4 separate regions of the Mus musculus genome follow, and all the other regions are linked to region 4. Evidence: chromatin loops called from intact Hi-C (ENCODE). Cell type or tissue: heart. All regions are shown on one strand. Each heading gives the region's core, and the rest is flanking DNA. Links, peaks and the distances in the headings are about the cores only.

What was found. Peaks named below come from ENCODE experiments on the same cell type or tissue, not always from the same donor. Only the 100,000 strongest peaks of a DNase experiment are listed, where the experiment ranks them.
Region 1: it touches region 4 in a loop (2.2-fold over the local background); 5 of 42 quality-filtered maps call a loop at or near these places.
Region 2: it touches region 4 in a loop (5-fold over the local background); 3 of 42 quality-filtered maps call a loop at or near these places.
Region 3: it touches region 4 in a loop (2.8-fold over the local background); 5 of 42 quality-filtered maps call a loop at or near these places.

Annotation. Positions count from the first base shown.
Region 1 is chr4:62,497,944-62,505,907 of GRCm38, forward strand. It overlaps Hdhd3 (haloacid dehalogenase-like hydrolase domain containing 3), which reads right to left and starts at 4,257. Exons shown (of 2, transcript NM_024257.1): 1 at 4,215-4,257; 2 at 1,111-2,150. The coding sequence starts at 1,994. The coding sequence ends at 1,239. In heart, for the core only: no CTCF peak of the experiment used is centred there; DNase peaks (open chromatin) are centred at 3,698, 4,358 and 5,168; H3K4me3 peaks cover 1,684 bases; H3K27ac peaks cover 1,935 bases.
Region 2 is chr4:62,521,441-62,529,404 of GRCm38, forward strand. It overlaps Pole3 (polymerase (DNA directed), epsilon 3 (p17 subunit)), which reads right to left and starts at 3,574. Exons shown (of 4, transcript NM_021498.2): 1 at 3,491-3,574; 2 at 3,310-3,395; 3 at 2,878-2,996; 4 at 2,358-2,670. The coding sequence starts at 3,556. The coding sequence ends at 2,504. It overlaps 4933430I17Rik (RIKEN cDNA 4933430I17 gene), which reads left to right and starts at 4,181. Exons shown (of 14, transcript NM_001356421.2): 1 at 4,181-4,438. In heart, for the core only: no CTCF peak of the experiment used is centred there; DNase peaks (open chromatin) are centred at 3,681 and 3,941; H3K4me3 peaks cover 1,991 bases; H3K27ac peaks cover 1,360 bases.
Region 3 is chr4:62,511,858-62,519,821 of GRCm38, forward strand. It overlaps Alad (aminolevulinate, delta-, dehydratase), which reads right to left. Exons shown (of 12, transcript NM_008525.4): 2 at 2,217-2,403; 3 at 1,675-1,725; 4 at 1,014-1,110; 5 at 30-165. The coding sequence starts at 2,329. Among named protein-coding and RNA genes, the nearest start is that of Alad, 4.2 kb to the right of the region's middle. In heart, for the core only: a CTCF peak has its summit at 4,444; DNase peaks (open chromatin) are centred at 3,794, 4,424, 4,894, 5,444 and 1 weaker place; H3K4me3 peaks cover 3,664 bases; H3K27ac peaks cover 3,573 bases.
Region 4 is chr4:62,357,262-62,365,225 of GRCm38, forward strand. It overlaps Fkbp15 (FK506 binding protein 15), which reads right to left and starts at 3,335. Exons shown (of 28, transcript NM_001045528.2): 1 at 3,109-3,335. The coding sequence starts at 3,161. Slc31a1 (solute carrier family 31, member 1) reads left to right here and starts at 3,440. Exons shown (of 5, transcript NM_175090.4): 1 at 3,440-3,582. In heart, for the core only: no CTCF peak of the experiment used is centred there; a DNase peak (open chromatin) is centred at 3,330; H3K4me3 peaks cover 3,094 bases; H3K27ac peaks cover 2,376 bases.

The DNA of each region.
Region 1 (7,964 bases), core at 1,245-6,244, 140 kb after region 4:
GCTAGTGCTCTTAACCACCATTGAGCCATCTCTCCAGTGCGTCTCCCTATATCCCTCACTGAGCCATCTTACCAGGCCCCCATGTCTGGTTTTTTGTTGTTTTGTTTTAAGGTATTGTTTCACTCTGGCCTTGAACTCACTATGTAGCCTCCATCTCTAGAATGCTGGGGTTACAGACATGTGCTACCCTGCTCCTATGTTAAGTTGGGGCAAGGTCACTCTACCTCTGCCCACTAGAGAGCTTTAAAGTAAAGAATTTAGCAGGGTATGTGATGTAGGGCAGCCACATGTCAACAGTGTTCTTTTTTAGGGTAAATTACAGTGTCTTCAACTCAAGGATGCTAATGGACATCCTTGAGTGTTCCTGTCCATTGAACAGCCCAGCACCCTGACTTTACACTCATCTGACCCTGAGGTTCCCAGGTTGGGGAGAGGATTTCCATTTCAACTTCTCTGAGCTGTTTTTGACCTTGTGTTTTACACAGTGGGGTTTCAGATCTCCAGTGACAAAAAGCCCTTACTGTAAAAACAGTATCTGTAAGTTGGGTGTGTGCCCATGCATGCCTACAGTTGAAACCCGGACCTTAGCAATTAGGTGATTGCTCTACCACTGATCTACCTCCCTAGCTCTTGAAAATGGCTCCCACCTGCGTTCCTAGCATTCAGAAGGCTGATTCAGAAGGAAGATCATTATGAGTTCCCAGGCCTGCGTGGACTAGAGTTAAGTCCACATCAACCTGGGCTAGAGAGAACCCATCTCAGAAAGCCAAAAAGTTCCTGGTTGTGAATGGATGGGCCCTCGGCGGATATGGAATCGATCGGGGCAGGGTTAGAAAAAGGGATAGAGGGAGCTGTCGAGATGGCTTCGCGGGTGATATCACTCATGGCACAAACTCTGGTGATCTGAGTTTGATCCCCAGAGCCCACGTAAAGATGAGAGACCAACGCCTACAAATCATCTTCTGACCGCCACACATACACCATGATACACATCCCACACGTTCACACACACACACACACACACACCCCACATAATAAGAATACATAAAAAGGAACACAGGGATGAGTAGTGAGCTCAGAGACCAGGCTACTGCCAAGCCCTCGCAGTTCTATGCTCAGATTAAATTATGGAGGCTGCAGCAGGAGAGCCGAGACACCTCCCTCTGCAGGAGAGGTGAGAGAGAAGGGACTCCCTGCCTCCAGTGTTTATTTGGTCCCAGCTACTTCCCTCACCAGACTCATGACATAGGGCTTGAGGCCTCCAGAAGGTCAAGGGCAGGCAGGAGATGGGAGAGGGAGGGTAGAATATGTTCCTTAGGTACAGAATCTCTGACTGCAGAGTCCAGAGGCTCTGAGCCCGCTACCAGGAAGCTGTGCATGCCCACAGCCTGAGACCCCTGGTAATCACAGAGGTAACTATCCCCCACGTGGGCCGCCACTGCAGGTTCTACACAAGCGCGCTGCAGAGCCTCACGGAAAATCCGTGGGTCGGGTTTAGGACAGCCCACAGCCTCAGAAGTCAAAACAAAATCAAAATGTTCTCGCAGGCCAAGGCCTGTTAGGATATCCTCTAGTCGTCGGTCAAAGTTGGAGACCACTGCCAGCTTCAGACCCCGCTTACGGCACCCCTTCAGGGTCATCTCAGCCCCCTCCAACACCTGCCAGGTGAAAGGGCTGCTGAAGTCTTCGTATAGCTGGTCAGCAACTGGAGTCATGGCCTGGGCATCTGGGACCCCTGCTAGGCGGAAGGTGTGTAGGACCACGTCCTTCCACCATTGACGGGAAGTAAGGCCACGGCTCAGGCCATAGTTGGGGAAGTTGTGGCTCTGAGCCCGGTATGCCTGCCTGAAGGCTTGTTCCACGGTTATGTCTTCCACCACCACTCCATGGGCCCGGGCCTTGCTGGCATATTCCTCCCCGACGGGTCGGCGGAGCTTGATCAGAGTATCCTTTACATCCCACGTCAGCAGACGCATCTGCAGCCGGTGTGCCATGGAGATCAAGTTCAGTGCAGATCCCAGAATCAAAGGAGCTACTGAGCTGGTTCAGGCCACCCCTCTACAGGCTAACAGTGGCTCTTTTCCAGGCTGTGTAGGTCAGAGGGGTAGGCTGTCCCAAGGCACTTTGGAAATGGCTTTCAGCACAAGATCCTGGAATGAAAAATCGGTAGGTGAGGTAGATGCTGAGGCCCTGCTGTCAGAGACTGGCATCCTGGTGTACCAAGTATGTGACCGGAGGAAGTTACTCTAAATACCCGTGAGTCTCATCTGGAAGAGAAGCACGAGGGTGCCCACCTCACAAGATCTTGGGGCTGGAGCTAGGGTTGTGGCTCAGCTGGTTAGAGTGCTTGTCTAGTACACATAAAGCTAGGTGTGATCCCCAGATGGAATAAAGGAGGCATAGTGGCAGGAGGAAGAGGCAGGAGGATCAGAAGTTCAAAGTCTTCCTTGGATATATGGCAAGTCTGAGATTAGCTGGGCTAAATCTGGCTTAAAAAGTAAAACCCAGGGCTAGAGCGATGACTCAGTGGTCAAGAGCATTGGCTGCTCTTCCAGAGGACCTGGGTTCAATTCCCAGCACACACATGGCAGCTCACAACTGACTGTGACTCCAGCTCCAGGGGACAGTCCCTCACACAGACACACATGAAGGTGAGAAAACAAATCATTTAAAAAAAAAAAAAAAACACCCAATGGAAAATTTTGGACTAAATGAAATAATTTATGCATTTGTTTCAAAACACATTTCTGGACATCTTATGAGTCCGATGTTGGGGAATAAGACAGTTTTCCATCCCCTGTGGCATTTCTAGGTATTAAATACTAAGGGTTTCTCTGTAGACCAAAAACCTATAAAACAAGCACAGTGAAGTTGGTATGTGCCATGAGGCTATAAATCTGGAACCAAAGTCAGTCTTTGAACTCAGGGAATTTCCTTAGCAGGTTGAGGAATCCCGAGGAAAGAACATACAGAAAAAATATATATAAACTTCCTTGAGGCTGGGCAAAGTCTAGTGCTCTGGGCAGAGCTGAGCTCAGGTGCATAGCCCTGTAGGTCAAAGTCAGGAAGCAGTTATGCCTGCCATTATCTGTATGTGGTTTTGCCTCCATGTATATAAGTGCACCTCCGTCACGCCTGGTGCCTGTGAAGCCAGAAGAAGGTGTCAAATGCCCTGGAACTGGAATTTCAGACATTTGTGAGCTGTCACATGGGTGCTGGGAATCGAACCTGGGTCCTCTGGAAGAACAGCAGTGCTATTAACTTCTGGGCCATCTCTCCAGCCCATGACCCTTTTACAATTATTAGAAAATGGTGCCCTTGTTTAAGAAACCCATATTTATATTTGAGTATGCTTGACTTTCCTCAGAGTCCTTCTTTCCCCCCTAACCCTCATGCTTAATCCTGCATTAAAATGTTATTAATAAAATTTCCAACTTGGCTTCATTTAAAAAAATTACTAGTAATGTCAAAAAAGAGAAAGGTTCCTGGAGACTCTGACCAACAACATAACTGGTGAGGAGCTGGTGGAACCAGAGAGGGGCTGTGAACCTGCCAACAGCCTGGATTAGAACCCAAATGTCCAGACTCTAGCCAGGGCTGCCTTTGCTTACCCATGTTTATATTCTTTTAAAAGTTGGATTATGTTGAGCCTGGGAAGAGTGGGACAGAAGACAGTCCGTTCCAACTTGGCTCTGAGCTGCAAGTTCTCCCTGGAGTTATTAGTGCCAAATACCCAACTGTCAGTTCTCTGCCTGGAGTCAGAGACTGATTGCAGGTTTGTCTCCAGACAGAGGGGACTGCTTAGCTGTGTCTTTCAATCTGTGGGGTCCGGGGTTCATTCAGAATGCAGCCAAACAAAACAGAGGTGAGGAGGGGTGTGGGGGCGGGGCGCGTAAAGAAATGTGACAAAGAAGAGATTTAAGTCAGCTCGAAATAGTGAGACAACTTTAAAAGGGCTCTCATCGAGCAGGTAGGTAGGCTGAGGCCCAGCCAGGAACCAGACTGGTTCCGAAAGTCCTCTGGATGTCTCAGGACAAAAGTCATAGCGGGGCTGGGGCTCCGCTGCAGGACTGACTACCCTAAAAGCAGCGGGACGCGAGACTGGAGCCTCCGGGGCCAAGTCCACTGCTGGCTGGCCTCCAGCGTCCCCAGCTCGACTGCACGGATTCCCACGGTTTAGCACCCTCCACCCAGCCCCGGGCCTCCGCACCCACCTGGCTCGGGAAAAGAGACCTGAGACGCAGCGGCTGCTCCACCGGCTCTATGTAGGCGATCAGTAGCTCGCGACCCTCGGACTTGCCATTGATTCTCGCCCCGCCCCACTCTAGGCGTCACCAAGCTCCTCCCTCGCGCCCGTCACTCGCCACGCTGAGTCTTGGGCCTCTTGTCCCTTAGGTTACCCCGTAGCTTCCCTGCTCCCTGTCTCACGCCCTCTCACCGTCCCCTGGCTTCTTAAGGTCACTGTCTCACCCCTCATCACGTTCCTCCCCACTGCCCTTATACTCATTATCACAACCCAGGTGTTCTCTTTGCTTCTCATCTCTATCCCCCGGCCCCCGCCTCCGTGGGATGGAGACACTTAGGGGACCTAGACTAACTTGGGAATGGCAATGGCGGGGAGTGGGGTTAGGGCTCAGGCCGGCTCCCCAAACGCAGTGAGGACTCCAGCAAGGCTCTGTCCCTTTCTGTTCTGAGAGACCCCAGTTGGTTCTAGAAGGGAACTTCTTGTCTCACACACACAGTTTGTTGACTGCAATAACCTAGACACTTGGTTTTAAGATAGGGTCTCACTATGCAGGCAAACGGGTCCTGAGCATCTTCCTGCCTCAGCCTCCCAAGTGCTGGGATAATGGGCGTGCCACCGCCGTGTCTGTCTAACCTAGTTTCTCTCTGTAAAAAAACAAAAAACAAAAAACAAACAAACATTTAAAGGAAAGAAGAGTTTCCCTTTAAATGCGGTTTTCATAACTGAAATACACGTTTATATTCAAAAGTACCGTTGAAAGCAAAAAAGCAAAGCTTTCCTCTCAACCTAGTTGATTCGTGAGGTGCCAAGTAAGCACCTGTATTCTGTGTCTGACGCGTGGATAGAGCAGGAAAATGTCAGTTTCCTGCCTACGCGAACATGGGAGGATCAGGCAAAAACCAAGTTCATAACGGAAATGAGCTGTAAGTGCTGCCAAGGAATTGGCTGGGGGGCAGGGGCAGGAGGGCTTCCCTCTGCTCTTTTCTTCCCCTCCCCCACAGGTACCCTCTTAAAACATCTTCTGTTATCTCCTGGCTCTGTGGACTTTAGATGGACTCAACTCCCTCTCCCTGGGCCTCAGAAAGCAAAGTGCAAAGTCACAGAGCAGTCAGCTCACCTGCCAGACTGGTTTTGCCGAACAAGCTTGCTCCTCAGAAATGGAGGTAGAAAGGATAGCCAGGACATCAGAGGCCCACCTGTTCTTCAGAGAATCCTGGAATCCCTGACTGTATCTCTTTTCAGGGTCACCTCAAACCTAAGCCTGTAGGTTCTGATTCCAACTCTGCCACCCTGGAGACTAGACACGAGTAACTTAGTAAAGCTAGAATCCAGGCTAGCTTTAAGTAGATTTCCAAGATAATCAATGTCAGCTGCCATTTGGTAGGTCTCTCCATGTGCTGTTGGCACAGTGACAGATGGTTGATATCAAGTCAGATCACACAGAAAACCTCTTTGAGCATTTAAGAAGATTCTTTTCAGGAGAGAAAACAGACTTCTAGGTGCTTAAGGGTTTTGTTTCAGGTCACATACTACACAGCACGCTGCCCATCTCCAAAGAGGGTTTGCCAGCGTGTATTGATTGGCTCACCTGGGCCAATGACCTTGACCTAACTGTTGGGCCACTAGAATCTACTTTTTATTGTCTCTAGGTTAGCAGCAGCAAGGAACAATACACAGATAAATAGCCTGGGATGTCATAGGAAAGATGGTGGTGGTCTTTGATATTCTGAATCTAGCTTCTTTTTGATTTGCAGCTTCAAAGCTGGGTACACTTAGCCAGGTGTGGTGGTAAACCTGCAAGTCCAGTTAGGAAGCCGAGGCAGAAGTTACAGACCAGCCTTGGCTATGGAGCATGATCCCATTTCAAACAGAAAAACATATGTACCCTTTAATGGATGTTTTCATCCCATAACTCAGTTATTAAAATCCCCTGACAGTTTCACCCCTTGGTCCATCGGAGCCCCCTGGCTTCTTACTCTGCAGATGCTAGCTTGTGGTGTTTTCTCTCTGGGAAATCAAATCAACCCCTGACCCTTGTTTGATTTTTCAAGATAGGGTTTCTCTGTGTAGCCTTGGCTGTCCTAGAACTTACTCTGTTGACCAGGTTGGCCTTGAACTCAAAGATCCAAGTGCTGGGATCAAAGGCATGCACCACCCCCTGGCTGGGAAATAAAGTTTCTTATATGAAGTATTTTCCATCCTTGAGTCTCCTGTTGAAGACACAGGGAAACCAAGGCAGGGCACAACTGCCAACCACACATCTCTCATTACTTTGAATTTTTCATTTACTTAAAAATTTTTTTCAGTTAAAACAGAAAAAAATGTCTACACTGGGTGTGGTGGTACATGTCTTTAATCCTAGTATTCAAAAGGCAGAGGACAGGAGGACATCTATGACTTTGAGGACAGCCAGGGATACATAGTAAGATCGTATCTTTTAAAAAGTAGTTTTTTTTGAATTTTCACAATATGAATATATACTCTTGTGTCTGCTATCCAGATCTCCCCTCCAATCTAGATGCCTAGAACATCTCTGTTTTCAGTTGTTTATCCCCCAAATGGTAGCAAGAACCCCCACCTTGCCCCTTTTTTGATATAGGATTTCATATAGTAGCCCAGAAATATGGGGTTGCCCTATTTCATTCACAGCAATCCTCCTGCTTCAGTTTAAGTGCTGAGATATAAGCATGAGCCACCATGGCCCACTTCTTTGTGTGTGTGTGTGTTGCTGGGATTGAACCCGGACAAGGTGAGTACCCTTCTACCACGGACCTGTCTCCAGCCTCTCCTAGGTTCAATTGTAGTTTCACTTGTTTGTGAGCTGGGTATATGTTGAATCACAGCAGGCATGTTCTTCAATCTTCCTTTGCATCTATGTTTTATTAATTATTTTATTAATGTTAATCCATATCACACTGTGTGGCTGTCTCATTCGTCCATTCACAAATGAAGTACATCTCACTGCTGATGGACATTTGGGTTAGTTCCAGTTTGGGTGGTCACACATATCAGAAAACATTACAAATGTGTCCCAGAGAGCATCAGTATACATTATCGATAAGTAACTAGGTGTGGAAATCCAGGTACCATCAGTGTGTTTCATTTCAGTAGATAGAGCCAGTTTTCTGAAATGGCCATACTAGTAGCTTGCATTCAGATGTTCTCCATTCTCAACAAACACCTTCCTTCCTTCCTTTCTTTCTTTTTCTTGAGACAGGATTTCTCTGTGTAGCCCTGGCTGTCCTGGAACTCACTCTGTAGACCAGGCTGGCCTCGAACTCAGAAATCCGCCTGCCTCTGCCTCCCAAGTGCTGGGATTAAAGGCGTGCACTGCCACCGCCCGGCTTATCATCTACCTTTCAATGTTAGGACTCTGATGGACTTATGAGGTCTCAATGCTTCCATCCCATTGGTGCTCATGCATATGACTGTCAGAGTTGTTGCTGCATTGCCTAGGATGATGCTCACGATCCTCCTGCCCCCAGCTGTCTAGTGCTGGAGTTATAAGAATGTGCCTCCATACTATCTTTGATTAATGAGATGTAACAGAGTAAGACACAAGCTAAGACCAATCCCCTGTTTGCACAAGTTGGCAACACAGCCCCAGGTTGTTTAGAGAAGTAAACAATATATACATGAGTACCAGAGTGGGCATGTGGTGGTCAGGAGTCAAGTTTTGGACTTGACCACTGTTCCCACAGTGGGTTCCAGGGGTTGA
Region 2 (7,964 bases), core at 1,172-6,171, 160 kb after region 4:
TTGAACTTATTTTTGGATATTACAACAGGGAAAAAACTTATGGAAGACCTCAAAGATTCTTTCCAGATGTTGTATTCCTTACTTTTAAATCCAAATCTCCATTCCCAGAAAAGGTTTCTTCTTAGAATGTTAAAGTCTAGTTAAGGGATTGAGCAGAACAAACCAAAGACATGGAAGAATTTGGTTTTCGGTTTTGTTTGAACATGCTAGCTAAGCAAGCGCTATGTCACTGAGCCCCTTCCATTCTTGACAGCCTTATGGCGGAGATTAGATGGTAGGGTGAGCCCTTCTTACACAAGCCTTGAATAACAGGTTTAACTATGGATTTGATCTCATTGAAAGCAAAGGTATATTCTAGGAAGATCTACTTGGTACTTAGTACATACAATTGAAATTGAGTTCAAAGGACGTCACAGGATTACAAATGGGCCTTGAAGGGTAGGTCTAGCACCGTGCTCTTGGGAATTAAGAAACAATGTTTCTTCTGGGAAGGAAAAGGCCTATTATTAACCAAAGGACCACTGCAGTTCTTGGTGAATTTTGATTTATAAATTTTACTTATGACTTGAGAACTGTGTGTACTGGAGAACATAGAGCTGTGGTTAATAGCCGGGTGTGGTGGCGCACGCCTTTAATTCCAGCACTCGGGAGGCAGAGGCAGGTGGATTTCTGTGTTCGAGGCCAGCCTGGTCTACAAAGTGAGTTCCAGGGCTACACAGAGAAACCCTGCCTCGAAAAAACCAAAAAAAAAAAAAAAAAAAAAAAAAAAGAGCTAGTAGAGGCAATAGCAATGTTGCTTGATGAGAATACTTGAAAGTACTTAGAACTTAATAAGTGAGAGCTAGCCGGGCAGTAGTAGCACACACCTTTAATCCCAGCATTTGGAAGGCAGAGGCAGGTGAATTTCTGAATTCGAGGCCAGCCTGATCTACAGAGTGAGTTCCAGGACAGCCAGGGCTACAGAGAGAAACCCTGTCTCAAAAAACCAAAACAAACAAACAAACAGAAGTGGGAGCTAGTGAGATATGCAAAGTAACCAGGAGAATCTCAGGATATGTTGGCTGTGGTTAAGAACAGTGCCCTTAACTTGTGATACTCATTCACCTGCTGGTAATGCAAGACACAAGACTGTGTGCCTATGTGTGAGGGTAGGGGGAGAGAGAGGGGGGTCTTGGTGAGTCCTTTGCAAAAGCACATTGTATGAGTCATCATTTTAAACAAGAATGTTCTTTATTTGTAGAAAGCATTAAAATCTTCTCAACAGTCTCCAGTCACTCTCACCAAACTCTTCCCTGTATTACTAGTAAACAGTGTCCAACTATATTACATCACCTGTCAGCCTCAAGTGCACAACTAAGACAGGAAAAAGTGCTTGGAGCACTCAATGGGGAAAAAGAAAGGCCAACAGACACGTTCGAAGCCACAGCAGTGGTGCTACATTCCTGAGCACCATTCCTCTTACCGTAAGGTTCAGAGGTGTTCTCAACTCTCTTTAGAAGGCAGGAGATTAGGACTAAGGAATCTGAGGACCTTGCACTTTGGAATATGACATATGTTATCAGAGTCCCTAGACTAGAAGATGAAATAAGTAAGAGGAGGAGAAAGCCGGGCTGGGAAGCAGAAGCCAGAGAGATGGAGACAGAACAGGCTGTGCCTGGAAGAAATAAAGTCTCTGGAACTTGTTATGAGCCCAGGGAATGAAAAGCAGCAGCCATAAGTCTGGGAGATGGATCTGGGATTTTATACCTTCCAGGAGGTAGCACTAGGACCTACCATGGCAGGCACTGAGTTACCTCCAAGATTAAGCCCCTGCTTTTAAGAATTGGCACCTTTTTTGACAGATTCTAATCAACACTCAGAATTAAAGAGTGTGTGTCCTATGAGTGCAGCCACCCCAGACGACTGAGCATCTACAGTCACTAGAGGACTACAAAGCTAAGTAAGTCTAGAAAGCCAGACACCAAGTAAGTAATGCTACCATCAGGTGAAGACATTTCCTCGTTCGCTCGCTCACAGCTCCTTAGTCATCTCCTAGAGAGCAGCCATTCTAAGCACGAGTTCCTATGGTCAACTACTGTACAGTCAAACTGGGTGACCAGGCTCAAAGCCCCATTGTTTCCCCCTGAGCCTTTAGTGCTTCTGTGACTTGGAACACTGCAGGCAACATGGATGTTATTACTTATTCAGAGGGGCAGGGAAATGGGATCAGAAACTAGCTAGCCATATACTTTAAGTAGACAAGCAATACCAAACTATGTAGTCACTCAGAATCGCTTATTCAAAAACATCCTAACCTGCAGACTGATGACGCATGACCGGTTTCTGTAACTCAGATGCTCTGAGCCTGGGAAGAGTTCTTTTTGATCTTTCTGGTCAGCTTTTATTTTGATCTCAGGCACCAGTGCCGAAGATGGCTCTGCCTTGCAGGGAAAGCCTTCACACAGACATGTCTCAGGATCTCAGGGTCCCCTCCACCACGCCACAGTCTGCCTACTCTCTCCATTCAGTTGTCTATTTCCTCCTCTTCGTTCTGGTCGTCCTCGTCCAGTCTCTCTTCATCCTCCTCCTCCTCCTCTCTGCTTTTGTCTTGCTCTTCGGAATCCTTTTTGTCTTTGTCCTTCTTCTTTTGCTCCGAAGCCTCCTTCTTGCCTTTCTGCTCCCGCCTGTACGCTGTAAGGAAGCAGGATATTATGGTTTAATTAGACAAACCGAGGCACAGGTGGAATAACCAGGCCCCTATCACATACCCGAGATGGTACCAACTAAACAGAGGGGAGTTATGACCAGTCCTGTATTATTGAACGGGACTTAATGGCACTGATACTGATGAGCATTTTTTTTATATATGGTTTAAGAGACAGAAGAGTACGTGGATACCTTCTAGAGCTTCTTTCAATGGTGTTATGAATCGCTGGAATTCCATCTCTTCCATGGCTGACAGCACGTCACTGGCATTGAGAGTCTTGCGCTTTCCTTTCATTGCGAAGTTATTGGCACTGGAAGAAAGAGCAACGCCCTTCAGAAGCTGTCAGAGTGGGTGGAGGCATGACCCCCAGGAATGGGGTGGGAAAGCCGTATTTATCGTAGATGAATGGATTGTGTGTGTGTGTGGCATGGCTCAGTTCATCCCCTTCCCATACAAAGGGCTACGGTAACCGTCTTGTTTAACCTGCTCCAGAATGTGTGACAACTGGAAGAGAGCCGTAAGTCGCTCTCTACTGAGGCAGGGAACTGGGGCCTGTAGGTTCCAGGCCACGAACGCGGGGTCAGGATCCCGCTGCGCCTCCCTTCAGCCTCTGCTCAGCTCACCAGGATGTGGCATACAAAACGAAGACACTGGCGGCGCGGGAGATGGCGCTTCGGGCCTCCTTGGAGATGTTGACACCGTCCGGGAGCTGCGAGGAGAGTGGAGATGAACACACACGCGGATTCTGTTAACCTTCTGCCCACACGTCCGCCCTCGACCCATTCGCCAGCCCGAGCGGCTCACCGCCTCCTTGATGATCCTGGTGATGACGGCGTTGGGCAGATTTAGGTCCTCGGGCCTCTCCGCCATTGCCTCCGCTGGGGCCCGACCCTCCTGCTCAGGTCTCCAGACAGTTCTGGTGTCTGGACTTCCCGCGTCGCTAAAATATGACCCTCGGAGGCTTCCGTCCTACCCCACGTTGCCAGTGTCCCACAGTGCTTTGCGCACCACAGCCTCTCTGCTACATCAGCCCCGCCACAAGTCCCCAGTGTAGCCCAGCTTTCCATGTCGCAATGGTTTAGGACCATTGAAATTTCCATCCGCTTCCACGGCATCCCGGACGTTCCACTCCAGGCTTGTTTCTCTACTACACATCGCGAGAGCTTTCGCACCACACTAAGTTTGACTCTCTGAGGTTTCCGTCGATTCTCCCAGCGTGCCGTTCGCCGCTGCTAGGCAACCGTGTGGCCTGGTGCCTAGCTTGGAAAGGGTAGGCGTAGACTGAGCCGGGAGAGGCGGGACTCGGACTGCCAAGTGGGCGGGGCTCTCTATAAGAGGTGGGCGGGGCCAAAGCTTTAACGCGCTTTCGCAATCTCAGCATTGTCTCCAGAGGCTCAGAACGTAGTAACTCTTTGGAATCTGCTTTGATCCCGCAAAATCGCGAACGACTGACACTTGAGTGCCCACCGCCCTTTTTTTTTTTTTTTTTTTTTGGCTCGGAACTCAGTGTAGATTTTCATTCAATTCTATTGCACCGATTGATGCAGTAGTATTGTCCATCTTTAATCTTATGCCCTTCACAACTTTGTGATAATTATATTAAGGATAAGTGTTAATCTAAAATTTCGTTTAAAAAAATGCCATTACTTTACTAGGACAGCAGTAACAAGGGCAATATCAAAAGACGCCTGATGAGACTTCGGAGCTCAATTTGGTCTGGTTCGGTACTGAAAGCGCAAGAATCATTTGATTGTAAGAATAATGCATTGTATTCTCATTCAAAAACCCAAGTTAAAGTTGTATTTTTTAAATCATTAAGTGATTCATTGTATATTTTTCTTATCAAAAATCATCACTTGATTTTACATTTTCAATGTTGCTTTAAGTTGTATAATTAAGTACTGAAAAAAATACTCCTACTGAGAACTAATGCTGGATTATTTCCTTCTTTTCTTTTCTTTTCTTTTCTTTTCTTTTCTTTTCTTTTCTTTTCTCTTTTCTTTCCTTCCTTCCTTCCTTCCTTCATATCTCTCTCTCTCTCTCTCTCTCTCTCTTTCTTTCTTTTTAAAACATGTTGTTCCAAAACGTGTTTTTTTTAAAATTTTTGATGGGGACATTACAAAGAAGTTTTTCCCTATTTGGAGAAACAAAACAAAAACAACCCGACAGGGTTGGGATGATGAACAATACTGAGGGATTGTTCTGGTGGAAAGAACTCTGCACTTAGAACAGGCCTGGATTAAAGATGTCATAAGCCTTAGTTCCAGCCACTATTTATCTAGAACTGGTGCTGTCAGGCCTTGTGATCTAGGAGAGAAGCCAGAAAGCTAACATTCTGGACCATTTCAGTTTTTAAAACATTGGCTCAAAGTGCTTGCCAAGCTAAGTAGGCCAGGTGCAGCCCAGGCCACTAGATTCCTATCTCTAATTTAAATTAGAAGCTGTTTAGAACAGAGAGATTGTTTATTGCTACTCTCTACGCCCCAAACAGGTCCACTCATTTGACAGTCAGTAAATGTGTTGAATAGAAGAAGAAACCGACAATGTCCTTAAAAGTTAGAAAGGGGACAGGGTGAGATGACTCAGTGGATGAAGACACTTTTGGGTTGAAGACTGTGTAGTCTCTGGGCTCATTTCAGGATGGCCTTCCTGCTGACCTTCTCATGTGCCCCATGGCACCCATGCCCACCAAAGAAATGAATACAATGGAATTATATGTTAAAAGGAATAAGATAGTTGTAGTGACTGCATAACATCTTTAAAAGAGGGATTGATAATAGTTTAGTATAACTTTATTTATTTCTCTCCCTGTGTGTATAATGTATGTACTTGCATGTCTGTGAGTATGGACATTCACATCCCTTGCCATGGTGCTGGTGTGGAGGTCAGAAATTGGGCACTGCCTTCTACCTTAAGACAGGGTCTCTTTTTGGCTGTCCACAGTATCTGATGACAGGGCAGCCCATCAGCTTCAGAGGATTCTCTGCTTTGTTTTAAGTAGGGGCAATGGGATTACAGATGTCTGCTGTGCCTGGTTTTATGTGAGTTCTGGACATTTGAACTCAGGGCCTCATGCTTGGCCCTCCAAGTGTTTTAGCTACTGAGGCAACTCCCCAGCCTGATATTATTTACTGGGTATTTGTTATAACTTCATACACAGAAGTTTATATCTTATATGATTTGTCTACAATTTTAAAATATATTTTTAAAAGATTTGTTTTATGTATGTGAGTGCATTGCAGCTGTCTTCAGACACACCAGAAAGGAGCATCGGATTCCATTACAGATGGTTGTGAGCCATCATGTGGTTGCTGGGAACTGAACTCAAGACCTCTGAAAGAGCAGTCAGTACCCTTAACCACTGAGTCATCTCTCCAGCCTGTTTCTATAATTTTTACAAAAATAATTAAAACATTTTTGAGATCATAATATAATGACATCATTTCCCCTTCCTTTTTCTTCCTCCACACCCTCTCAAGTACCCCTCCCTTTTTCAAATTCATTGCCTCTTTTTCTTTGTTGTTACACACACACACACACACACACACACACACACACACAGAGGTACAATCTGTCCAGTCAGAATAATGTTATTTGTATGTATGTTTTAAGGGCTGACCATTTAGTATTGGATAATCAACTTGTATGGTCTTCCCTGGGTGAGACTATTTTTCAGATCTTGGCATTCATTAGTTGCCTGTGGTTCTTTATCTAGGGTTGAGGCTTTTCTTTTCTGTCAGCATGTTGTTGTTCACGTGCCCTTATTCGGCGCGTGTTTAGGCAGTTATGTTGGTGGAACTTCATGAGTGTAGCTTCTGATATTTACAGTCTCACTGCAAACCCCTTGCTTCTCTGGCTCTTCTCATCTTCCTGCCCCTTCTTCTACAGTAGTCCCTGTGCCTTAGCTGCAGGAGCTGTGTTGCCAATGTATCCGTAGGGACTGGGCTTTGTGACTGCATTCTGATTGGACTTTGTTTTCAGTAATGATCTCTGTCCTATGCAAAGAGAAGGTTCCTTGATGAGTGGTGAGGACTGCACTTATCTGTAGGTAGAAGGACAAATGTTTAGAGTGTAGTTAGGGACTGTCCCGGTTTAGTAAATGGATGGTTGTAGGTTCCCCTTTAAGATCCGTGACGTCACTAGCCCTGAGTAGATGACAAGGCTTCCAGGACCAGGTACATTTCTCACATGTTGAGCAGGGTCATAAGATCTATTAGAGAGTTGTTGGTTCCCACCAAGGTATGCATGCCTCTATTGCAACCTTAGAGTTATGGCACCATGCTGGTCATTGATGTGGTTTGTAGGGCCATAGCTGGGTAGTACTGTTGGTTGCTTCTTTCCTTTGGAAACCTGAGTAGCACCTTCTGGTACCATGAAAGATAGTCCCCAGGGAGGAGGCTCTCAGGCTAATCTGAACCCCTTGTCTGAAGTGTATTGTGTCTTCAGTAATAGGGACTTACTTTCCTCCTTTGCGGGTAACCAAGGGCAATAGTAATAGTCTATAATGTTTTAGGAGTCTCTTGGACAACCCTGACCAACAACTAAAGAGAGAGCTTCTCATACCTGGTGTGGTGGTTTTTGTTAGCCGGTCTATGACTCTTACAGGGAGCACTCAGATGGGGAATTTCACTTAAACTGTATATGGACATTTATATACTGACTTAAGTGTATTGTAGGTATTTTAGGTAGATAGTGAAAGAAGGATTCCTTGTGACTATTTCTCCTGTTATTTTATCCTCCCTCCTCCTGTATTTATTTCCCTTCCCTTCCTAATCAGAAGCCCCTCATTTCTTCCTTTAGATCCCTGGTGTCTTGCTATTTCCCTCTTGTTTTCTTTAATTGTTGGTGTGTGTGTGTGTGTGTGTGTGTGTGTGTGTGTGTGTGTGTGTGTGTGTGTGTTCCTACAATTAAATTTTTAAATTTTACTTTATGCGTATCACATAAAATTTATGTTTGGCCTGCATATATGTACCACACACAGACAGTGCCCGTGGAGGTCAGAAGAGGGTATCCAGTCCCTTGGAACTGACATTACAGAAGGTGTGAACCACCGCATGTGTGCTGGGAATCAAACCCAGGTTCCCTGAGAGAGCAGCCAGTTCTCTTAACTGCTGAGCCATCTCTCCAGCTCCCCTATAATCTTATGTAGGACTCTATGAGGAAATGGGCTGAGGAGGATGAGGTTACTAGTTTAAGGCCACATGGCCAGTAGATGGAAAGTTAATGGCCATCTGATTTGCAGTTTGAGCAAATCCACTCCCAGGGAGTGGGCATTCTG
Region 3 (7,964 bases), core at 1,424-6,423, 150 kb after region 4:
GGCTTCACAAGAGGGGATGTGGGACTCACCACAGTGGCCATGGGAGGTGTAGGGGCACAAGCAGACGTCACAGGCCACTAGGAGGGAAGGGAAGGTCTTCCTCAGCAGACGGACAGCCTCAATAGTTGGGGAGTCCTCAGAGTCAGCTGCAGAGCCCTGTTCATCCTGGAGGCAGGGGAAGGACAAGGTGGTATGTCTATTACGGATGCTTTTCAAAAGGCATAGTGGTTGCCATCAAAGATCAGGCCCAACCTTCTCCTTTCATCCCATCAGACTCTAGATGAGTATACACCGGATTGGCCCTGTCTGTAGAGGGGACAACAGAAGCCTGGAGCTGGACTGGGACTTGACTCATCCCGTTACGGTGTCCCAGTCCTACTTATGAGCTTCCTGATCTTGGGCCAAAGGCAGGCAAGGCAGCAATATAACTGTGGCCCCAGAGCCTGCACAGGGCAGAGCAAGGACACACAGAGTATGACACTTCAGCCCTTCCACACTCTGTCTTCCTTCTTATATGTGTATACATGTGTTCACGTGTATGTGTGTCTGTGTGAGAGCGTGCACTGGTGCATGTATGCATAGAGACCATAGGTCAAAGCTGGGTGTCTTCCTTAATCATTTTTCACCTTGAATTTCTTTGCTTTGGAGACAAGGTCTCACTGTGTAGCTCTGGCTGGCGTAGAACTAGCTATATAGACCATGCTGGCTTTGAACTCAGAGAGACATGGCTGCCCCCCATGCAGTCCCATGCTGGGGTTACAGATGTGTACCACCATGCCACAGGTTCTCACTGAACCTCGAACTCCCCAATTCAGGCAGACCAGCTGTCCAGCAAACCCCAGGGACCCAGGTTTCTGCCTTCTCAGCACCGGATCACATTCTGCACGTTCTGCTCAGCTTTCATCACGGGTCTTAGGACTGAACTCAGGCCCTCAAGCTGGAGCAGCACGCACTTTACAAACTGAGAGTGTGCCCAGTCCTCATCTTCCCCTCTCAACTCTTCCATTTCTCACCTTGGGAACTCTGCTGGGGACGCCAAAGATCAGGACACAGCGCAGGCCAGCTTCCACCAGAGGTCTCAGCATCTCTTCTAGCTGGTTTACGCCATACCTGGGGGAGGGACGGGGTAAGGAAATGTAAAGTGCTAAGGTAACAGGTGCCCTGCGCAGGCCTCCACCCCTTCAAACAATGCTTCTGCTAAAAGCCTGGCTGTAGGCTGGGGCTACGGCTCTGTGGGAACAGGCTGGCTAGCATGTGAGAGCTCCTCAGCAAAACGCTCAGTGAAGAGCCAAGCTGTGCAGGAACCCAGAGTGCAAGACCCACAGACCAGGGATAAGCAGTAACATACCCACCACAGGAGTGGGCAAACAGGGTCATAAACAGAGTGCTACAGAGTTAGCTGTGGCAGACTACTCCATGGCTTTTACTCAAGTCCCACTCAAGCCCAGATTCTGCCTGCAGCAGCCTCTGCCACAAATGTCCCCGATGATAGAACGCTTGTCACTTTACGAGGTCGTCTTCTGTACTGGCTAACAGCTTAGTCTCCCATGAAATCCTTCTTTCCACAGTGCCTTTCCAAATCTGCTACCTGCTGGGCGTGCTTCTATTTCCTGGTACTTTCACCCGTGAAATCTCTTCTCTTACCATCCCCTTGACAGTCACCACACCTCCTACCTGGCCACTCCTGGGAGGCTGGCGATAGGCTGGACATCATCAGGAACATCCCTGTAAGAGCAAGGGAGGGCTATGGATTGATGGCTGTGGGAAGGGGTGGTGGCAACAGTGCCTGGGAAGGATGAGAAGAGACATGGAAGTAGAGATGGAGGGAGTGCATAGGATCCTGTGTGTGGCTCCCGTGCCTGGGCAAGCCCAGGGCCTGAAATAACAACAGGAACAACAATGTGGCAGTGAGAACTGCAATAAGAACAGTAATCACTGGGAGGACTTGGACTCTCAAGTCACAGGGTCCTTGTGTCCCAGCTTAGATACATTCTGACTTAAGTGACTTTGGCCAAGACATGCCATCTTCATTTCAGGGCTTGTACGGTTCCAAAGACTACTGTCCTTAACCTCACAGGCCACTCACAAAACCTTCTGTTCCAGCCCACAGCCCACTTTAAGGCCCCCCTCCTCCCAACAATCCCATTGCCTGTTCCAGTCACACACGTGCTCCTACCCTGGGCAGATCCAGGGTCTGGCCCATTTGGGGGACTCACGTGACAAAGATGGGATAGATGAGGTTGGAGGCACTGACGGTGGAGGCAGCAGTCTGCCAGCTCCGAAGCAGTGGGTGAAAGTAGCCGCTGTGCAGAACAGACTGGTGGTGCATGGTCGGGGCAGTGGAACACAGAGAAGTCTGCTGGATGGAGTGGCGGCTCCTGGGTGTCTGCTGCAGCCTCAGCTCTGTAGGGGGCACCAGGAAACAAAAGACATGTGCCTGGGGTGCCGGCTGGCTCCCACGGTCCCGCCTCCCGCCCTCTACAGCCTCTGCTCCTCATGCTGTGGTTTTATCAATTGCTCCCTCTCCAGGGCAAGGTAAGGCAGGGATACCTGTAGAACCTTCAAAGCAATTTCAATGTCATAATAGTATTTGGGCCATGGTTCACAGGACTGCTAGTTAAAAACAAACAAACAAACAAACCCCACTAGTTTTCTTTTTTTTTTTTTTAAGATTTATTTATTTATTATATGTAAATACACTGTAGCTGTCTTCAGACACTCCAGAAGAGGGAGTCAGATCTTTTTTTTTTTTTTTGAGGGAGTCAGATCTTGTTACAGATGGTTGTGAGCCACCATGTGGATGCTGGGATTTGAACTCCAGACCTTCGGAAGAGCAGTCGGGTGCTCTTACCCACTGAGCCATATCACCAGCCCCCCCCCCCCCCACTAGTTTTCTAATAACTGTAAATTGTGTCCTAGCAAAGAATCAGAAAATTAGGAATAAAAGAAAAACCGAGTCGATTCTTCCTGTGTTCACTGTGAGAAGCACTGATCACCGCAGCGTTTAAACTTCAAATACTCCATGAAAAACGCCTACAATTATGGCGGATTCAGAGGTTACAATTTTTTTTTTTTTTTGTGATGCCATGGACATGTCAGGCAAGCATTCAACTACTGAGTTACAGCCCCAGCCTGAGTGCTTTGCTTTGATTTTTGAGACAGGGTTTTACTATGTAATTCAGGCTGGCCTCAAACTTGCTTGACAAGAATTTTAGATAAGCAGAAACTAAGATGCCCTGGAATTTTGCTGTTAGTGCCAAGTACTGCTAAGACCCTGCTGTGTGGGCTGAGGCAGTAGGCTCATTGTGTACCAAGCACTGTATGTATGACTGACGCGGACAGGCACATGCACCGTCCCGGTCGGTGGCTTCTTAGAGCTCCTGCGACCAAGGAGCCTTCTGTGCTGGCCAATCAGTGCCCTACACTGTACTTTCTTGTCTCCCCTCCTTCCCCCATTTTGTTGGTTTTCTTTTGAGACAGGGCTGGCTCTGAATTTCCTGAATGTAGCTAAGGATGACCATGGACTCCCGATTGTCCTGTGCCTACCTCCCAAGTGCAGGGATGACGATGAGATCGGAACCCCAGACTTTTACACACGTTAGGCAAGCACTTGTTTTGTGATGCCATGCTATCACCTTTCCCTACACTGTGCAGCCTTCCCTCAAGTAAGCATGCCACCAACTTCTCCCTTTCCCACCGCCACAGCTTCCTTCTTGCCCACTTCATAATCTCTCTTATATAACAGCTCCTTGTGGCACTGGCTTATCTTGTGGCTAGCTGACAGAGCTTCTGCAGGAGGCAGGGACTGTGCTGACTTCATGTCCACCTCCCACACCAGCCCTCCCCACACACTGACTCTAGCATAGGGCAGATATTTCATCCTGCTGAGAACGAGACAATAACTGCATGCCAAGTCAGTGATAGAAGACTGAAGGAAACCCGGGTGTCACATTATTTCAGGAGCACCTACTGTATGCCAGCCCACCAATATACCCTCATAGGTGCCTTCTGGAAGTCATAGGCCAGTCCCTGGAGGCAGGGCTGATAAGTGTACTGCAGAACCTGGCAGCCCAAGCCTACATGATCTATGGGCCCAGAGAGGAGGGCAGAAGAGTTTGTAGAAGACAGGGCTTGGGCTCTGTTCTGCAAGATGCGTGAATCTGGCAAGGATAAAGAGAGTGTTCCTTTACGAAAGTGAATGAGGATGACTGCAGACTGGTCTGAAGTCTTGAGGATGTAGCAGGGGTCATACAGAAGGGGTGGAGGGTTTTTGACAGGGATGAGTTCTGAGCAGCAAATAGGGCACTGGTCTGGCCAGAGCCTGGCTTTGAGAGAACTCTGTGGCTGAGGAGAGCAGACAGGAAGCAGAGGAGCACAGGAGCCATGGGAGGCCAGGAGGCGGAGGAGGAAGGGCCATCTGGAGGCAGCCAAGAGGCTGTCCCTTAGGGCGGATGCTCTGACCCAGGGGGCAGCAGAGACAGGGACAAGGCAGGAAGAGGGTGGTGGGACTCAGAGTTGGACAGCCAGCTCCATTTTAGACATTTCCTTTTGGCTACTAAGCAGCCAAGTAGGAAAAGAAAGGAAAGGAAAGGAAAGGAAAGGAAAGGAAAGGAAAGGAAAGGAAAGGAAAGGAAAGGAAAGGAAAGGAAAGGAAAGGAAAGGAAGAAAGAGAGAGAAAGCCACAGACAGTAGAGGCTGGAAGGCTTGAATCTCTGCTCCTCCAACAAAGGGGACATCAAGAGGGGGCACTACTCACCAAAGTCCTACAGCAAATTACCAGTGAAAACAAGCCCAGAACCCAGGGGATCCTTCAGTGTGCCTGGCTGTGCTCCCACTCTCTCAGGCTCCTTCAGCTCCCTCCCAAGCAGCTCAGGGGCCCACCTTATCCCCTTTCCCTCCTTGCTGGGGTTGAGGTTATCAGGAACCACACAAGGACCAACCCTGCCACCACACCCCTGGGTGGGCCAGCCTCTTCACAGGACACAAGAGAGGCCAAGCCTCCTTAGAGATGTTCTGGCTCCTAAGTAACACACTCAGCACATTCGAGAGTTTATCTATATAGACTCTTTGTGCAGAATTTGGTTCTCACATCTGCCAGGAGGTTGCCCTGAGATGTACAACTATTTGCTCAAAATGACATAGCTGGTTAATGATAAAGCCCCGAATCTGAATTTGTGCTGGACTCCAGTTGGTCTCCCTCTACCTAGGTGCAAGGTGCCAAAGGCAGTACTTTATCTCATTGAAGTTACATTGCGAAATCAACATAACTCTTAGCAATTATGAAATAGAGGCTCAGAGAGGTTATGGAACTCGCTCAATGCCATTCTGGATTGGAGTCAGGTTTTGGAACCAGGTGCATATTCTGCCCCAGAATCATCTCTGTAGCAGGCCCTGGCTTCTGGAGTCCACACCTGCATTCCCTGGCGTTCACTCATCTCCTTTAAGAGCTTAAGGGAGCAACGCTGATAGGCCATCTGCCCATAAGTAAAACTTGGAGGGCCACGGAGGAGCTGCGCTGCCCAGATTTTACTTCAGGGTAGCTGGGAGGGGAAGGAGGGGAAGAGAGGAGAGGCGTGTGCAGAGGCGCACCTCAGCAGTTCCTGGTTGCTTGTGGTGGGGAACCCCTGGACCCCTACGCTCCACCACTGAGTTACATTCCCAGCCAGAACAGTCCAACTTTGATTTAGGCTTTGTTTGCTTGCTTTGTTTTGAACTTTTAAGGGCTTATTTTATGGCTAGGAGTGTTTTGCTTGCATGCATGCATATGTATCACATATTTGCAATGCCCACAGAATTCAGAAGAGGTTGTGTGGTCCCCGGAACTAGTGTTGCTTATGGCTGTTGAGTCAACCAAACCCAAGTCCTCTGTGAGAGCAACATGTGTTCTTGATCACTGAGATATCTCCTGCCCGGATGCAGGTTTTTATTTTGGCCACTAGATGAAACTGAAAGAGACGTTGGTGCCGACTTAAAAGAAAAAAAGCTCTATTCAATCCCTCACAGTTTGATAGGAGAAATGAAGGGATGGAAGGCCACCTGAACTCACACAGTGAGTAAGGCAGAGGTAGGGACTAGCCTGAGACTTCCAGCCCAAGGCCCTGTACTATACAGCGTGTGATAGCAGATGCTTAATGAACGTCCATAGAGTGGGAAGGTGCCCAGAGTTGCTTCTGTTTTATAGAACCAATTCTAGATCAGGGTTTTTCTTTGAGAGAAGTCCTTCAGAGTCTGGAAGATTTCCAAACATGGGCAGGGCACTTTCCACAAATTAAGGGGGTTTGCAAACTTGAGCTTAAACCCTGTGCCTCATACAGTAACACAGGGGCCTAGGAATACAGGAACACAAGACCACAGGGGCCCAGGCTACCTTCTCTCCCATTGTACAACAGGTTCACTCTGCTAGCAAGCTGTACAAGGTATTGCAGAAACAACTGTTTCTGGGCCAAACAATCCCAGAGTCGATTCTATAACGACGGGCAAGGCCTTTCAGATCCTCCCCCACTTTTTTTTTTTCTTTCAAGATTTAAAATGTGCTGATATTATCAAGCCTGCGTGAAGATCAGATTACTGATGAGGTATGTCTAACACCACGGTAGCAGCGGCAAGTAACGCTAAATGTATGGCTAGTGCTGAGCTGGGATGAGTAGGCTGTACTGTGTCTGACCCTTCGCCACACCTAGGGAAGGACATACATTCCAGCCACTGCCTGAGGTGAGAGAGGCTAGCCGCCCTCCAGCAGCACGTACTAGACAAGAAGGAAAAGGAACACTGTAGTTTCTTAGAGACACTGCGGGGTAGCTTTTCTGAAAGACTGTAAAGGTCTCACCTCCCTTAGGAGGTAGCATCCCACAACCTGGGAGTGAGACTGCCACTGGGAGCAGCTGAGAGAAAGCTTCAGAGCCTGGGCTCCCAGGTTGTACCCCACAAAGAATTCCGGAGGCTGTGCTCTTGGCATAAATAGTAGTGAAGTGGTGCCAGCTCGAGCAGGCTCTGCCCTGGCTAGGGAGGAGACAAGTCAGGAGGGCCAGCTAGGTAGAAGGTTCAGAGCTGGGAAATCTGAAGCCCAAAGAGGCCCAGGAAAGGCATCTGTGGGCAGTTCTGAAAAGGTACTGCCCGGTGGCTCATTTGCATTTCCTGCACACTCTAGCTGCCACCTGCCACGGTGTTAGGAGGGGTTAAAGAAGAGACCTTAGACCTCATCTAGTGTGGGCGCTTAATCCCCCCTGCTGCCCGGGTCTAGACATTTCAAGCTAGGAGTTGCCTTTCCACAGACTGCTAAAATATTCTGGCTGAGAGCTTTTACATCAAACAACTGTAAAACTGAACTCGAGAAGGGCAGGTCTCATACAGCAGGTCAGCTATAAATATGGTCCAAACTTCTGGAGTCTAGCAGCCCTCAGTCCTCACCAGGACTTTTGGCATTAGAAGGACAGAGTTCACACGTTATAGTCCCAGTATGGAAGAGGCGACAGAGATTCCAGGTGAGAGTAGGGGAAGAAAGGTTTAACCTAGACCTGGCCACGGCTGGTAGCAGGGTGGTTAGTATGTGACTTTGGGATTTAAAAGGCATGGGGACAAATTCTTGTTTCAAGCTGCATGACTGCTTTTCTTCTCATGTGGTCTGGGTCTTAAGCGGATCTCAATGGATCGTTGTATGACTGAATGAGCAGAAGCAGGAGAGACCTAGCACAAGCGACCCTTATTGTTTTCCCCACTTCTCCAGCCTGCCAGACAGATCGCGCTCTGCAGAAACCGAGGCTACCCCTGAGGCCTCCGAGAAAGGGGGCGGGTGGAGCCCATCTTTGAGTCCCGAATCCCGGACGCAGCAAGACCTTGTAGCGGCAAGAATCCCGCCCACTCTAGTAGGTGCATAGGGACAGCGTCTCCGCTACAGCGTCAGAGCTTCGGGAACACAGCGCCATAGGGGTGCACCTCACCTTGTTCTGGGGTCCCGTCCCCCTTCA
Region 4 (7,964 bases), core at 1,432-6,431:
GCACCAAGGTGATGGTTCGCAACATCCTGTAACTCCAGTTCCAGGCGATCTGATGCCCTGTGCACACACTTTTACACATTAACACTAAATATATAAATTTTTAAGAGCTTGGTGATTATGTTTATTATTGTTGGATTGATTTTATTCTACTGCTTAAATAAAGTGTCTTAGGCATAGGAACTATATCTCATTCCTCTCTGTATTACCTGAAGTCAAATATGAAATACTTAGTAGACATGTGCCTATTTCTTCATTTCAAAGTCATAATATAATGGTGGGAAAAGGGCTAAGAAAGAAGGAGAAGGCATGTCTTTTGATTACTACTTTTAGGTTAACCACTGACTTTAAGGTTGGAGAACTTGGCCATGCCTGGTGGCTCATGCCTTTAGTCTCAGCACTCAGGAGGAAGAAGCAAGTAGATTTCTGAGTCAGAGGTCAGTCTAGTATACATTGTGAGTACCAGGACAACCAGAGCTACACAGTAAGATCATGTCTCAAAAACAAACAAGCAAGTAAATAAACAAAAAGAGGCCCGGGAACTTGAACAGCAGATTATCAGTCACTGAAAACAGCCATCCTGGACTTTAGGATGCTTCAGTTAGCCCTCAATAGCCTGAGTAGGAACAAGAAAGTCAGAAGGTTAAGTCAAACTTAGGGAAGCAGTTTTAAAGTAAACCACATTTATAAAAGGGGAACTGGAAAGAGCTGCAGTGTTCACTGTCAGATGTTCTACTTCCTTACAAAACCAATGGAGGAACAGCCAAATCAGAGAATGCACACAAAACTTTCTCTGGTCTTCTTTTCTTCATTTTATTTTATGTGTTAGTGTTTTGTCTGTATGTATGCCTAAACACCATTTGTATGCCTGGTACCCCAAAAAGCCAGAAGATGGTCTCGGATTTCCAGGGACTGGAGTTACAGACTGTTGTGAGCCACCATGTGGGTGCTGGGAATCAAATCCAATTCCTCCAGTGCTCTCAACCACCAAGCTACCTCTCCAACTCATTTTTCCTAGTCTTACTCTTAAGTTTGATTCTGTTTTCCTAGCTACTACCGGGAACAAAATTTATTTTTTCCTAGCTACTACAGGGGACAAAAATGTATCTGTGTGTAGCTTTCTCTGTTGAGTCTTTTATCATCAAATTGTCTGTTTTCTATGCCTAGGACCCACAATCATATGTGTAAAGTATCTTCAATTCTTAGTTAAGCCTTCCTGGGAAAGGAGATTGATTCCTTGGGTAAGGAATCAGAAGAGCACATGACTGTCACTGTCTGCCTCGTCAGCAGCAGATTCTTTGATGCATGAAAGTTGGAAGCCTTAAAATACCTTCATAAACTGTCTTCAAATATTCTCACATACTAAAGATTATGAAATTAAAATATACCTTGAGACTGGGTGTGATGGCACATGCTTTTTTAATCCCATCATCCAGGGGGAAGACAGGCAGAATCCTGTGAGTTCAAGGTCAGCTTGGTCTATATAAAGAATTCCAGCCAGGGTTTCATAGTGAAACCATGTCACAAATAAATAAACAAACCTTGAAGATATTCAAAAGGCCCCATACACAGGCATACATAAAACAGGCTGTAGCTGAATGTCCAGCCAACAGCAGCAGAGGCTGTAAATGTTTTGGATAACATAGGAAAGAAAGGATACAATGCCCAGTCAACTCAAAAGTAATGGAGCAACTAAATGAATTCAAAGTGGGGCTAAGTGGGTGCAGGCATTCCCAGGGGTCCCGGGAGAATGTGCTGGTCAGAGAGAAATGCAGAGCCACTCACTGGGTGTCAAAAGATCTTAAGTACTGAAGACCAAATAAGAGGGGCTGGGTAAAGTGCTTATTGTATTGAGTTCAGATCCCCAGCAACCACAAAAAAAAAAAAAAAAAAAAAAAAAAAAAAAAAAGACAAGTGTGGTGATGGATGGATACTGGGAGCTTGCTGGACAACCAGTCTAGTCAAAATGGAAAACTCAGGTTCAGTGAGAAAACTTGTCTCAAAAACTAAAGTGGAAGTGTACAGAGAAGGACCCCTGATACTGAACCTCTGTCCTCAACAAAGATGTTCACAACATGCATACATGCATACATCTCTCTCTCACACACACACACACAATCAAAAGAAAGCCAGTCATCTTATGGTCACTCCTGTATTGACTGCCCAGTATTCTAGGAGACTAATCATTATTGGTAGGATGATGTGTCAGTCATTCTTAAGTAGGTTCATCACTATGCACAAAACTTGTAAAGCAGGCGTTCAAAGAAGGGCTGTGCAAAGATGTGAGCTTTGCAGTTAACAAGTCTGAAGGGAGACATGAGGTCCACTAGGACAACGCAAGGGAAAACACTGAGCTAATTATTAAAGGGGGGGGGTGGGGTGGATCTAGCCTGCCGTTAAAGACTTCTCTCCCAAGATGGCATATATGATGTTTGAAAGCAGAAGAAAACGAATAGTCTTTCCCATTGGCGTTACACCTTAGGGCTTAAAAAGCATAATTTCGCAGGCACTTCGTGAGCAATCAATGTGCACCAGGAGTTACTGTTCTGAGACCTAGACAGAAATGAGCAACCATAAGCAGTTCAGTCAGGGCTTAGATTTCAGTAGGTTCCATGTGCTAAGGCTTGTGGAAATATGGAAGATGAAGCAGACTATTCCTCCCGGGACTGTGAAAGCAAAGAATCACCAAAAAGGTAACCTCTGAAGTAGGCTTTGAAGGATGCCAGAGATGGCCCACCAGGTCCTGGTTCAAAGTGTCACCATCCTGTTCTCGGGGAAGAGAAAGTCTCTTGAGTTTACAGCTCGTATATTTATTATAGGAGCTGACTCCTATATAAACTCCGAGGCAAGCAGTCTCCCCAGCAATCCTCTCCATTTCACTGGAGAAAGTGTGATTCACAAAGCAAAAGGGTGTCAAGGGAGGTTCCAGTTCCTGAACCCAGACGGGCCGAGGTGACACCGCTACTCAGAATGCGAAGGCTGAGCGGTGGAACGCGCCGAGGGTCTGTCTAGACCCGGAAGTTGGGAAGCGGCCTGAGAAGAGCCCGACCCCTGCAGCCACCGCGCCAGTCTCTCAGCCCAGCGCTCGGGTCCCGTTCCTCAATCACTCACCCGCCGCTTGGCGAGAGGAAGTCGGTGTCATCCTCGTCTCCGGCACCGAACATCACGTCGGCTTTCGCCCAGCTGAAGGGAGGAGGAAGTTGGATGTTCCCAGGGCCTGTCACCGCCGGTAACGTAAAACGCCGTGGCGGCGAGCTGCTTTCCGGCAGGACAAACTCTCTCAGGGTAGTGAGGCCCAGAGGAGACCCAGCGGTGGAGGAGGTGGAGCAAAGGCAAATGAGGAGGTGAGCTCCCAGTGACGCAAGGCCTCACCAGCCCTCCGAGGAGGTGGAGTTCCTAGGTTCTGAGCGGTGATTGGTGGGATCACCCAGGGGGCGGGTCCAGGGCGGGAATCCGCGGCCTTTACTGCGGTCGTGGGACACGTCGAGCCGGGCAGTAGTGGCGGGGGCTTGGTAGAAGTCCGTACCGGACTAGGGGATCCAGTTCTGAGAGGAAGACTAAGGCGGCGGGGCTTACCCTGTGAAGGTAAGGTCACTCCCCTCCTTTTCCCAAACCCGGCGTGTTCGCTGTCCTTTTCCCTCCCGAACCCTGGACCCCCCGCAGCTCCCTTAAGCTGGGCGGAAGGAGAAAGAGCCCCGGACTAGAAGTCATGGGATCTGAGCCGAACAGTGGCAGGGATCTTACAGCGACATTGCTGTTATGACCTTAGGGCAGGGTGCTCGGTGCCTCAGTTTCCCCATCTACGCAAAGGACCGCGTGTCCAGTGTCTCCATATGCGCTTTTTCAAGGTTTTAAATCTCTGAAATCATCGAGTCTGATCCGGGTCTCTTCGTAATAAACTGATCTGCAGGCAAGAAGACAGAAGAACTAGCCACTTGGGTGACTAGTCCGAGGTCACACAGAGTGAAGAGCAGACCTGGTCCTTTGTATCAGGGTTTAGAGAGCTGATGAGTGAGGAAGCCTGGCCCTTAACTAGACTGTGTGGCATAGGACTTGGGAAAGGACCCTGTTTCTAAAGTCCAGATAAGAGAGGTCCAGAAGAGCTGGGATATTCGGGAGGGTGGATGATGGACGAGACTTTGAAGGTAGAAAGTCCTCAATCCAGTTTTGCTGAGCTGAGTTTTGTTGCCAAGGTTTTAAGTCAACATTGGTTGTCGCTGACTTTTCTGCCTCCAGTTTTCGCCCACTCTGTTGCATGTCTTTCTTCTATATTTCTTTGGTTAGCCTGTTTTGTTTTTGTTTTTGGGTTTTTTTTTTTTTTTTTTTGAACGATCTTGCTTAGCCACGCTGTGGCTAAGCAGATAGTGTGTCCCAGTGTCCATTTCCACAGTTCTCATTGGAGTTCTTTCTGGTTTTCTTCCCAGTCAGGTTGATCCTGTAAGTGTCCCTTTCCGGAATGTTTTAGTCTCTTCTGATGATACTAAAGAGATTGGAAGCTCTCTCCCAGAGAACTTTGTACCTCTTGGCACTTCCCCTGTGGGGCTTTTTATTACAGTTTTTGAACTACTAACTTGTAAGTCTTCTTGCCCACAGTGGATTCTCATTAATTTTTTATTAGATTGAATAATATAACTTAGCTTTGTTCCCTTGTTCCTTAATTTACTCTCGGTTTTTTTTTTCCCCCGTGCGACCCAAAGAGCCAAGCAGTGGCTCTTGTCTTTTATAGGTAGCTTCCAGAAAGATAAAAATGCTGTACTGGCTGTGAACTGTCTGGGTTGCTTGGTCTCTTTTGTTCATTGAAGGTGACTGTACTATTGTCTAAAACTCCAGGGGAGGGGGAAGGGGAAATAGTGTAGTTAGAAATATTATATGTTACTTACAATTTTTGTGAGTAAATTATTCCTGTTTATCTGAGGATAAGGCTGCTGGCCTGCTTCCTGTGTTTATTTTACAGATTAAGATGGTTAGAACAGTGAAATCTGACTGGTAAAGCAGTGATACACTGGAATCTGGGTGGTAGGACTGGAGCCTGTAGCAGTAGCTCTGTTTAACTTGTGAAATTGAGTGGGTAGGAATGAATGGATAAGTTTATTCCAGGAACGCTTTCTTTATTTTTATTTTCTTTCTTTTATTTTTGTTTATTTATTTATTTATTTTTGAGATGATCTATTTATGTAGCTCTGGCTGTCCTAAAACTCATTATGTAGACCAGGCTATCCTGGAATCTCACAGAATTACACCTGCCTATGCCTCTCCAGTGCTGGGATTGAAGACTATATCACTATACTGGATTTTAACAATTCTTTAAAAAAAAAAAAAAAGTGAGCAAAACCCAAGAAAGTCTCAGAGCTCTTTCCCTGCATTCTGTGGGGGAGGTGCCTCTCTGGTGGGTGTTTGAAATGTACAGGTGTACAAGAAAACGGGAACTAGCCACTTGGGTGACTAGTCCGAGGTCACACAGAGTAAAGGGCAGACCTGGTCCTTTGTATCAGGGTTTAGAGAGCTGATGAGTGAGGAAGCCTGGCCCTTACCTAGACTGTGTGGCATAGGACTTGGGAAAGGACCCTGTTTTTTTCTTTATTTCTTTTCTTTTTTTTTTTTTTTTTTTGGTTTTTCGAGACAGGGTTTCTCTGTGTGGTCCTGGCTGTCCTGGAACTCACTCTGTAGACCAGGCTGGCCTCGAACTCGAACTCGGAAATCTGCCTGCCTCTGCCTCCCAAGTGCTGGGATCAAAGGCATGCACCACCACTGCCCAGCTAGGACGCTGTTTCTTTAGGTATTCAATAACCCTAAAACTGGTGTGTGTGGTGATTGGGTGAATTTCATTAGCAACATAAGAAAGGGAAAGTTGGAAATGGGTCTTCCTCAGTCTTTCAGGCTTAGAATTGGAAATATAAAATCAGGACCCTGATAATGCTGTCTCTTGTGAGGCTATGCCGGGGCCTAGCAAACACAGAAGTGGATGCTCACAGTCAGCTATTGGATGGATCACACGGCCCCCAATGGAGGAGCTAGAGAAAGTACCCAAGGAGCTAAAGGGGTCTGCAACCCTATAGGTGGAACAACAATATGAACTAACCAGTACCCCCCAGAGCTCGTGTTTCTAGCTGCATATGTAGCAGAAGATGGCCTAGTCGGCCATCACTGGAAAGAGAGGCCCATTGGTCTTGCAAACTTTATATGCCCCAGTACAGGGGAACGCCAGGGCCAAGAAGTGGGAGTTGGGTGGGGGGAGGGTATAGGGGACTTTTGGGATAGCATTGGAAATGTAAATGAAGAAAATACCTAATTTAAAAAAAAAAAAAAAAGGAAATATAAAATCTGGTGCATCTGGAAAGCTAGTCTTCCTGGATTAAAATATCCAGATGACTACTATTGGAATTGGAGTCAGGAGACCTGAATTCCTGTCTCCCAGCCTTGAACTCACTGAGTTTGGGCCAGTTCCCTAAACACCTTAAAAAAGGAACAGATCATTCCCCAAAAGATTAACTAGGAAACAGCAAATTTAATAATTCCTTTCAAGTCAAGTTTGCAAAAGATAACCTTTATATCAGGCAAACTGATATTAATCTCCTCCAGTGGTAAAGAGATATGGATTAAATGGAGATTAAAAATGTTTCTGTAGTATTCTATTCACTCAAGTTACTAAAAGCAGAAATATTATAAGACAACTAGAGAAACTTCACCTGAGAGTCTACTGTGTGTAATGCTAGATTTTGTGTAGGTAGTAAATGAACCCTCTAAGAAATTACTGTAGAATATCAAAGGAGGAAAAGATCATATCTCTTCAGTATAATCTCAGTCATTATAATCCAGGGAAACTGGATGGAAGTGTTTGGGGTTTTTTTGTTTGTTTGTTTTGGGGGTTTTTTTGTTTTTTTGTTTTGTTTTGTTTTTTGAGACAGGGTCTCTCTGTGTAGCCCTGGCTGTCCTGGAACTCACTCTGTAGACCTGGCTGGCCTCGAACTCAGAAATCCGCCTGCCTCTGCCTCCCAAGTGCTGGGATTAAAGGCGTGCGCCACCACTGCCCGGCTGAATTGAAGTTTTAAGATATATACCAGTGCCCTATGTAATGTTTACCATGCCTTACCTCAAGCAATCTGCATAACACCTTGTTCTAGGGATTAAACATTTCCTTTATCGCCTCTAAACTAGCTGAAGTGTAGGGTTGCATAAACAGTTTGAAGATGAGTAGGATTCCAGGAGGAAGCTGGGAGGTCTGGTTTTCCAGGTTGAAAGGGCAGCTTTAGCAAACACAGGTAGATTCGTGTTTCCATGGTACCAGTGATTGGATCCAGGGTTTGGCTCGTGCTTGGCAAGCATTCTATCACTGAGCTACACACTACTACCCTAAGGGGGCTTTGCGAATGTTGTCGCGACAAGGGTTACCCTTTCACCTGCTGCGCTGACTATGACTGGCTAACTAAAGTTTGCGAAAGTATGGAACTGTACACATTTTCCATGTCTTACTCCAGTTTAAAACACAAATATCCTCTGTGGGTTTGTTGTTTCTAACCTAATACCTCAACTTTTACTTGGAATGTGGTTCTCAGAGATCAACAGACTACCCACAAATCTCGCTGCCTGTTTCTGCAGTTTTGTCCGAACACAACCAGGCTCATTTATTTACGTTATCTGTGGCTACCTTACAGTGATTCCTCATTCTGGGAAAAAAAGGTCTGACACCTGGGCCGTCCAAGAGGAACCCTTACTCCTGGAAAGAGGTTTAAACTTGTTAGACACAGTTTTTGTTTATTACAGAAGACAATAATGTCGAGACCATACCTTGACTATCACTGCTTTCAGGCCCTCTACTGAATCTTCCTTCTCTTCAGAATCCTGAAGGCAGATTCTGTGTGTGTAGGCAGGGAGGGGGCTATAACTGGATTTTTTTTCCCCTTTTCCCAGTGTGGCCACATGGAATAAATCTCTTCTTTGTCAGTTAAATTTTTTAGGAATTCTTTAAG